2 separate regions of the Homo sapiens genome follow, and region 1 is linked to region 2. Evidence: chromatin contacts called from ENCODE Hi-C or POLR2A ChIA-PET data. All regions are on one chromosome and are shown on one strand. The core of a region is the stretch at or near the end of the contact, and the rest is flanking DNA. Distances in the headings are between cores, read along the strand shown.

The links. A loop is a pair of places that touch in the nucleus more often than their neighbours do. ChIA-PET counts read pairs that join two places held with the same protein, here RNA polymerase II (POLR2A). Pooled maps may share reads with other maps.
Region 1: a loop to region 2 is called in a map of transverse colon, with 2.6 times the contacts of the local background. The contact joins the promoter of DCLK2 here to the enhancer-like site in region 2. A Hi-C loop is called at or near these places in 12 of 168 maps with a recorded cell type or tissue (IMR-90, cardiac septum, chondrocyte and 9 more) and 15 of 50 pooled maps. POLR2A ChIA-PET finds 5 or more read pairs at or near these places in 5 of 52 experiments (A549, AG04449, BJ and 2 more).

What each region holds. Positions count from the first base shown.
Region 1 is chr4:150,076,734-150,080,646 of GRCh38, reverse strand. It overlaps DCLK2 (doublecortin like kinase 2), which reads right to left and starts at 2,202. Exons shown (of 16, transcript NM_001040260.4): 1 at 1,199-2,202. The coding sequence starts at 1,619.
Region 2 is chr4:149,996,388-150,000,579 of GRCh38, reverse strand. No RefSeq gene overlaps it. Among named protein-coding and RNA genes, the nearest start is that of DCLK2, 80 kb to the left of the region's middle. Within about 2 kb of position 2,524, at least 3 of the 41 ENCODE cell types and tissues checked have a DNase peak (open chromatin) inside an H3K27ac peak, as active enhancers do; they include transverse colon, where a contact is called at or near this core.

The DNA of each region.
Region 1 (3,913 bases), core at 953-3,452, 80 kb before region 2:
GATAATGCCTTCAGGACAGAAAAGCATGCTGAGATAATATAAGAAAAACATCTGGCTTGATGTTCAGCTTCCTCTCCCTGCCAAGCTATTGCTATGACTACATGGAATGTGCCATTTGCATTAAGAAAGATGCACAAGAGCGGACTGTATGTAAACACGCAGTCAGCACATACCTGGGTTCTGCCTGGTCTTTCTGGATGTTATTTAGAACTGGAAACAGGTTCTTAACCACTGATAATGCCTTTTCTACCTGAAAAGGATGAGGCATACGTATTGCAGGAATTCAAGGATGACCCAACATCCAGCCAAGCAGTCTCTTTGACCGAGGCATGGTTGACACAGCAGAATTACTAATTTTTAATAAGTCCCCACTGCTGAATCCAATGGCCTCTATCATTCTAATTAGGTACTCTTATTAGAGGATAAGGCTGGAGAGATTGACCTTGATTTACCTTTTTTCCAACCAAATGTGGAAAACCCTTTAGCACGGTGATTGTTAACCAGGGTCCCACATTAGAATCACCTGGGGGGGGGGCTTTTGAGACTCCAGACGCCTAACCCACACCCCAAACCCAACCAATTTAATCAGGATATCTGGGGGTTGGGGGATCAGGGTCCCATATTTTTCGAAGTCCCCAGTGTGATCCAAGATGAAGCCAAGGTTGAGACCTGCTGTCTAGGATCATCCCTCTTCACCTCAAGTAACTTCTGCTGCAAGGCAAACTAGGAAAGCCAACCTAGAGCATTTCACAACCACAGCTTCTGACAGCAGTCACAACAGGACCCCGAATACTGGAACATGACAGGAGCCTGCACCAGGGTCCACACCGAGGGTCCAACAGAGCTTATTAGTAGGGGATTACCCAGCTCCCCATGGGAGAACCATTTTCTCAAACAGTTTGCACTTCAATACAAATAAGTTCAACAATCTTAGGAGATGCCACCAGTGCCTAAATTGGCCTGACCATCAGGAAATTTTTTCCTTCTTTAAGAGACAAACCTCTTGGGAAGGAAAGTCAGTGTGTATGTGGGCACCCCACCGGCCCCCACCCCCAGCCAATCTCTAGAGAAGCAGACAGAAGCATCAATTCCCGTGCGGCTTGGAAAGCACCCCGCGGGCTCCCCGCTGCGCCGGCTCACGCCCACTGCACCTGCCGGCGCTCCGCCGCACCTGCCGTGCGGCGCCCTCCCCTCCTACCTTCCAGCAGCTCGTCCAGGCTGGTGACCTTCCGGCTGCCGTCGATGGTGTAGATAGTGCGGACACCCTGGGGCAGGTTCACGTTGTCCGACAGGGAGCGGGTGAGCTCTATGAGGAGCGCATCGAAGGACCGGAAGCGGTCGCTGGAGATGGCAAACACCAGGCCCTTGAAGTAGCGGTCCCCGTTCCGGTAGAAGCGCGCCTTCTTGGCCTTCTTCTCCGAGCTGAGGGCCTGCAGGGTCCGCGTGCGGTAGAAGCTGCAGTGGGCACTGTGCGCCGGACTGGGGATGAGCCCGTTCCCCTTGGGGCCCGAGCTGCTGCTGCCCCCGGAGGAGCTGGGGGCCCCTCTCCGCGACCCCGGCCGCGGCCTTTTGTCCCGTTCCTCAAAGTGCTCCAGCTCGATACTCCTGGTGCTGGCCATCGCGGCTGCTCCGAGGGCGTCCGCAAAAAGACGTTCCGGGCCGACTAAGGGTGCGAGCGCCGGTGCAGGGACGTCTGACTGCGAGGGCCCTTAACGCGCCGGGACACCTGGCTCTGGCATCCCGCCCTCTCCGCGCAGGTGGGGCCGAGGAGCCGCGGAGGAGCCGACCCGCCCGCGCCCTCAGCTAAAAGTGTCCGCAGCGCCGAGCTGCCCAGGTCATTGTCCAGTGCGACTTGCTCCGTGCCTCCCGCCTGCCGGGGAGCCCCACGCCCCCGCAAGCGCCTCCTCCACCCGGCCACGCCTCACAAGTCCCGCTCGGGAGCCGACCGGGAGAGGCAAAGTTGGGCCGCCCGAGGCTCGCGCTGGGCCCGCGGGCGCCCACAAAGCTCGGGCGTCTGCCGAGCGCTCCCGGGAGCGCCGAGGGGAGGAAGGAAGGAAGGGTGGGGCGGGGCGCGGAGCGTGGGAGAGGCCCCCGGGGGAGTCGCGCGGGCCCAGGCCCGGGGTGCAGCGCCGCCGCCTCGGCCGCGCCCGGATCCCGCCCGCCGGGCAGCGCGCGCCGTTCGGGGCTGAGAGGGCCGTGTCTGGCCCCTTCCTTCCCTGGAGCGCGGCCCTAGCGGGAAATAATGCAGCCCGCCTCCCACGCAGCGGTCAGGCCCGGCCCACTGGCAAGCATCCGCGCTCTGGCCTCCCTCCGCCGCCGACAGGCTGTCAGCGCTGGAGGAGGCTTCCCGGCCCCGGGGATGCCAAACCGCGGAGAAGGGGAGGAGGGGGCGGAGGAGGGGGCGGAGGAGGGGGCCGAGCGCCGGCGCGGGAGGAGCAGCTCCTGCGGGTCCCGGGCAGCCCCGCCCGCCTGACGGCTCCTGCCCGGCGCCGCGCGTTAATGGGCGCAGCCGCGACGCGCGCTCCTCCGCCTGGGAAACGTAACCGCGCAGGCCAAAAACTACAAAGGAAGGAGATTCAAGGGCAGGGAGCACATCCCCAGCCAGCATCCCAGTGAGGACCCCAGGCCAAACTACCGCAGAAATCCGAAGCCCAGCATTGACTTGGGGCACACCATTCATTTTTTTTAAAAAAGATTTGTTGCTTTATTAGAAAATCCTTTGAGAAAACAGCCTCCACTGTTTCCATTGCAGATTCGCTAATATGGTACGTTCAGTAACTTTGAATGAATGATGAGAAGTTATTGGGTGGTAGAGGGGGTTATGTAATCAACGAATATTTATCGAGAGCGTACCATGTGTCAGGCATTGTTTCTGTCACTGGGATGCCCTAACAAAGGAAAGAGAGACTCTGCACCCACTCCCCCCGCCCCGCATATTTAATGTTGTCAATTAAAGCTTCTTACCTAAGAGGCCTATCATTTGTGAGCACCCATCATAGTGGAAATCTTAATGCCGTAGTGTCTATTCAACAATAAAAACATCTTTTCCAAGACTTAAGAGAAATACTAGTTACTTGCATTTTGTTATTAGGAAAAATAAAGCTCAAATATGTTTGATCCCAATTTGGCACGTGAAACCTTAGAACATTCAACACCTGGTTTTCTGAGCAGCCCTAGACAGCAATCCAAACTGACCTTTCAGGAAGAAAGGCATAGTTGCTTTTTTTCGGGTTGAACTGAGTCCTGGAAGAGCATGAATAAAAGAAGGTAGAAGCACATGCAACGGTCTAGCATCTGTGAAGTTGGTGCGCCCCACCAAACACACGCACACACACGCATACACACCCTTCATGGCAGCTCCAGAAAGGTCTCCTGCTCGGTGCACAATACTACTCCTAAGGCAGTTCTGGGCATACACCTGGGCATACCTAACTTCCTGCGGGGTTGGGGCATGCTAGGAAGTCAGAGCTGATCTGAGGCTTCAATGTAGTTTTTCTAGAGGAAAATCCTGCAGCATCATTAGGTCCACCACCTTAAAAGGCCTCAACCTAGATCAGTTAAATCAGAATTTCTGGAGACGGGCTTCTCCAACAGTATTTTTTTAAAAGTACCCCTAAGGTATATCCAGAGTTTCCAACCACAGGCTGTAACACCAGGAATCAAATAAATCAGTGCTTCTTCTCAAACTTTAATATATTTACATGTCATAGGGGAATCTCGTTAAAATGCAGATTGCTATTCTGTAGCTCTGGGGTGGAGTTTGAGATTCTGCATTTCTGATGAGCCCCTGGGTAATGCCAATGCTGCTGGTCTTGGTACAAGACTTTGAGAAACAAGAAACTAAATTGCAAATTTATTGAGATAAGTTTCCATCTAAGTACCAGTAACTCCACAGAGCCCATCAACTTGCCTT
Region 2 (4,192 bases), core at 1,275-3,774:
TTGTGTTTACATGTAAAACATGAGATAAGTATAAGGAGGCTGTTCATGTAGATGAATGACCAATGGGACATTGGAAAGACATGAGGGATGGAGAGAGTCAGTTTCCCAGGGCAGGATGGTTCCACACCTGGTCAGATGCCCGGGATTCTTGGCCCTCACCCATTAATGCCAGGAACACCTTCCAAATCATTGTGAAATCCATAAAATGACCTCCACAAATTTCTAAATTGCCACTAGGGTGGTCTTGCTCCAGGTGAGAACTACTGCTCTATTGAATACTCGGAAGAAACTAGTACTGCAAAGCCAAGGGAAATTACATAGTGCTAGATGAGTTAATGGAATATGGAACAGAAGTGTAATATTGCAATTAATTATGGAGTGGTATTTAAGCATGGAAACAGAAATAGGGCCTAGAAAGTATGACATATGAGAAATGAAGAATAAGCACTTTCAGGAAGAAGGACTCAAGGAAGACTTCTCTCCCTGCTGCCACAACTGCGTCAAGTTCTCTTTTAATACCCTGTCATAGCAACCTGTGTCTCTGCTTTGATACTCAGGACAATTGTCAGTAAATAGATAATTGCCTATGGCCCGTTTATATCTGTCTCTTTCACTAACAGATAACTTTCAATATCTGTATTGTTTACTGGGTATTACTAATACATAGAGAGGGTATTTTATGCAGTATTAGGGACTCAATAAATATCTGTAGAATGATTATTTAGTGACACTTGTTTGAAGGATTTGGAGGAGGATTCTGAGAAGTTTGGTTAATATGGCCTTGATTCTGATTCAAAGACTACTAACAGTATATATGCTGATTTCCATGCTAGCCCGCTGTTTGAAGTCTGGCCAATTAAGTACTGCCTCTGCAGACATTTCGCACTGGTTTTGCAAGCATAACTCTAGTGCCACCTTCTGCCAGGCAGAGAAACATGCTCAGATAATTTCCATTATGAGAATCTGGATTTGATGCTCAAACAGTTCTTTATGCTATAGAATTTATTAGATAATTTTTTAAATGCTAAAATAATGGGAGGTCTATAAATTCCCATTCAAAAATGCAAATTTTGGGCAATCTATAAATAATGCTGGCTGGAGTAAACAAAATCCCTATTTTCAGCATTTGAAATACGGGGAGTTTTCTTAGAGAAGAGAGAAGATTTAGGACTTTGTCTTACTGATTCAATGTCATTGTGTATAAGTTTAAAAATTATTACAAAAATGCTCCGATTATTATGAAAACATATGCACAGGTACTTGCTACAGAAAAGCAGCTTTGTGTATAGAATTCTCATTGACGTTATCAAGAATAGCTATTGTGGAGGAAACAGTTGGAACCCAGGTTCTGAAAGTATTTGATCAGAAGTTCTGCAAATCAACAAAACCTTTTTCCTATCATAAAAATAAAACCGATTTTTAAAATACATATTCATGGGTAATCACAAAACCTGCAATGCTCCTTTTCTCTGGTAAGACAATATCTTCTTTTTGCACAGCACTTTTTAATAATCTGTATGCTGTTGTACATTATGTGAATAAACAATAATATCTGAAGACACAAACAGTGTTGGATAGTGGTAACACTGTTACGCAGCAGGTGATTTTGTGTTGCAAGCACGAAGGAACAATTTTCTTATTTCTTATTTCTTTTTTTTTTTCGAGACAGAGTCTTGCTGTGTTGCCCAGGCTGGAGTGCAGTGGCATGATCTCAGCTCACCGCAACCTCTGCCTCCCAGGCTCAAGGGATTCTTGTGGCTCAGCCTCCCAAGTAGCTGGGAATACAGGTGTGCGCCACCAAGCCCGGTTACTTTTTGTATTTTTTGTAGAGATGGGGTTTCACCATATTGGCCAGGCTGGTCTTGAACTCCTGGCCTCAAGTTATCTGCCTGCCTCGGCCTCCCACAGTGCTGGGATTACAGATGTGAACCACCAGGCCAGCCAGAACAACTTTCAATTTTTACTCTAAACAGAAAGGAAGTGTCTCTTCCAATGGAATAAAGGTCAAAACCCTCTTTTGATAGCCATAAAATCATAGAGCAAAAGCCACCAATGTTTTTCTTAATATTTCACATAGTAAATATTTCAGATTTTGCAGGCCATAAGACCTCTATCACAACTACTCAGCTCTGAAGTTGTGGTTTGAAAGCAGCCATAGACAACTTGTAAACAAGAGAGGATGGCTGTGTTCCAATAAAACTTTACAAAAACAGGTAGTGGGCTGGATTTGGCCTTGGGCTGTAACTGCCAACTCCTGGCACAGATCACTGAGTATGCAGCTTCAGAACGGAGAACTGCTCTTACAGGGACAACCAGAAAACTTGCTCCAGAAAGACATGCAGAGCTACAGAACCTGGCATGGAAGTAGAGGGAAGCAGGACTTTCAGGGACAATGATTCAGTAGCTATGAGACTGCAGTGTGAGAGAGTAAATGAGCAAAGACTAAGATACTACTGGATTCAAAACTGCAAATGACACAGATGAGCAAACATGGAAGGCAGTGCCTGATGAGTCAGCAACAACAAAGTGTTAACAGAGAGCTAGTGTTCAAATAAGATGAAACGCTCACACCTCTGTAGGAGTGAGGAATACAAGGCTTCCTTATTGTTGGTCTCTAGGGTCAGCCTCATGTTCCTGGAGACACTGCCACTGTGCTGTCTCCTGTGTGGAGTGTGGGCGTAGACAGTGAACACGTGAGCAAGTGAATGTGTAATATAGCCACTTTGAATCATTTTATCTGGATGAACCCTTCAAATAATTTTCATGTCTCAGGGAAACTGCACAAAAATTTTCATATCTGCAGCTCGTGGTGCTTTAGCAGGGTCAGTAATTTGTAGGTATGATAATCCAAGAATGATTGTCAATGGTCTTTTGAATAGAGAATGCAGTTTTCCTGGGGATCCATTTATTTTGGCCAACCTATTAACCTACTCATTTTGTTTGTTCCCCCTCTCCACCAAGCATATAAACCCCACAAAGCAAATCAGTAGTTGTAGGTAGATGACACTCAGTTTTTCTTTCCTGTTAAAAAAAATTACCTGTTTGATTGTGTGTGTGTACATGTGTGTATGTGTGTGCTTTCACCTTATCCAATTAGGCCTATGTATTTGTTTCCAATTGCTGCTGTAACAAATTACCACAAACTTAGTAACTTAAAACAACCCTAATTTATTATTGTGCTATTCCGGAGACTAGAAAATCAAAATGGGTTAGTAGGGCTGCATTCTTCTGGAGGCTGCAGAGAAGAATCAATTTCCTTGCCTTTCCCAGCTTCTAGAGGCTGCCTGCATTCCTTGGCAGTGGACTCTTCCTCCATCTTCAAATCTTGCATCTTAACATCTTCAAATCATTCTCTCTCCCTCTCTTCCAACCCCAGCTTTTCTGCTCTTTCCTATAACAACCCTTGTGATTACATTAGGCTCACCTGGACAATCTGAGCTACTCTTTATATTTTAAGACCCTAAATTCAAATCAATCTGTTAACTCTCTTTTGCCTTGTAAGATAACATATTAATAGATTCCAGGCATTAAGATGTGGACAACTTTGGGGGCCATTATTCAGCCTACCACAGCCTAAAAGTTTTATCACAAATTTTTATGGGACAAAAAACTGATATGGTGTGTACAAGAGTAGTTTCTTCTTATTTAGAGAAAAAATGACTTTTCAGCAAAACTTTTTCTTTCATTCTTTTTTTTTTTTTGAGACAGGGTCTCACTCTGTCACCCAGACTGGAGTGCAGAGGCGCGATCAAGGCTCACTACAATCTCTGCCTCCCAGACTCAAGGGATTCTCCTGCCTCAGCTTCTGGAGTAGTGGGGATTAAAGTCATGTGCCACTACCGCCTGGCTAATTTTTGTATTTTTAGTAGAGATGGGGTTTTACCATGTTGGCCAGGCTGGTCTTGAACTCCTGACCTCAAATGACCCACCCACCTAGGCCTCCCAAAGTGCTGGGACTACAGGTGAGCCACCGTGCCTGGCTGAAACTTTCTTGAAAAATATAGGCAGTTAAGTTTAGATTACTTTACTTAAAATTAATTTCTTTCCATTCATAAATTTTTAAAGCTCATGAGACAAACGTAATAAATTTCTGCTAAATATCTGTCTTAAGCCAAAATGGGATTTAATTTCCTAAAGGTAGACTGTGTAGACTTAATTTAAATACAAGCTGTAAATTAATTTTAATTAATGT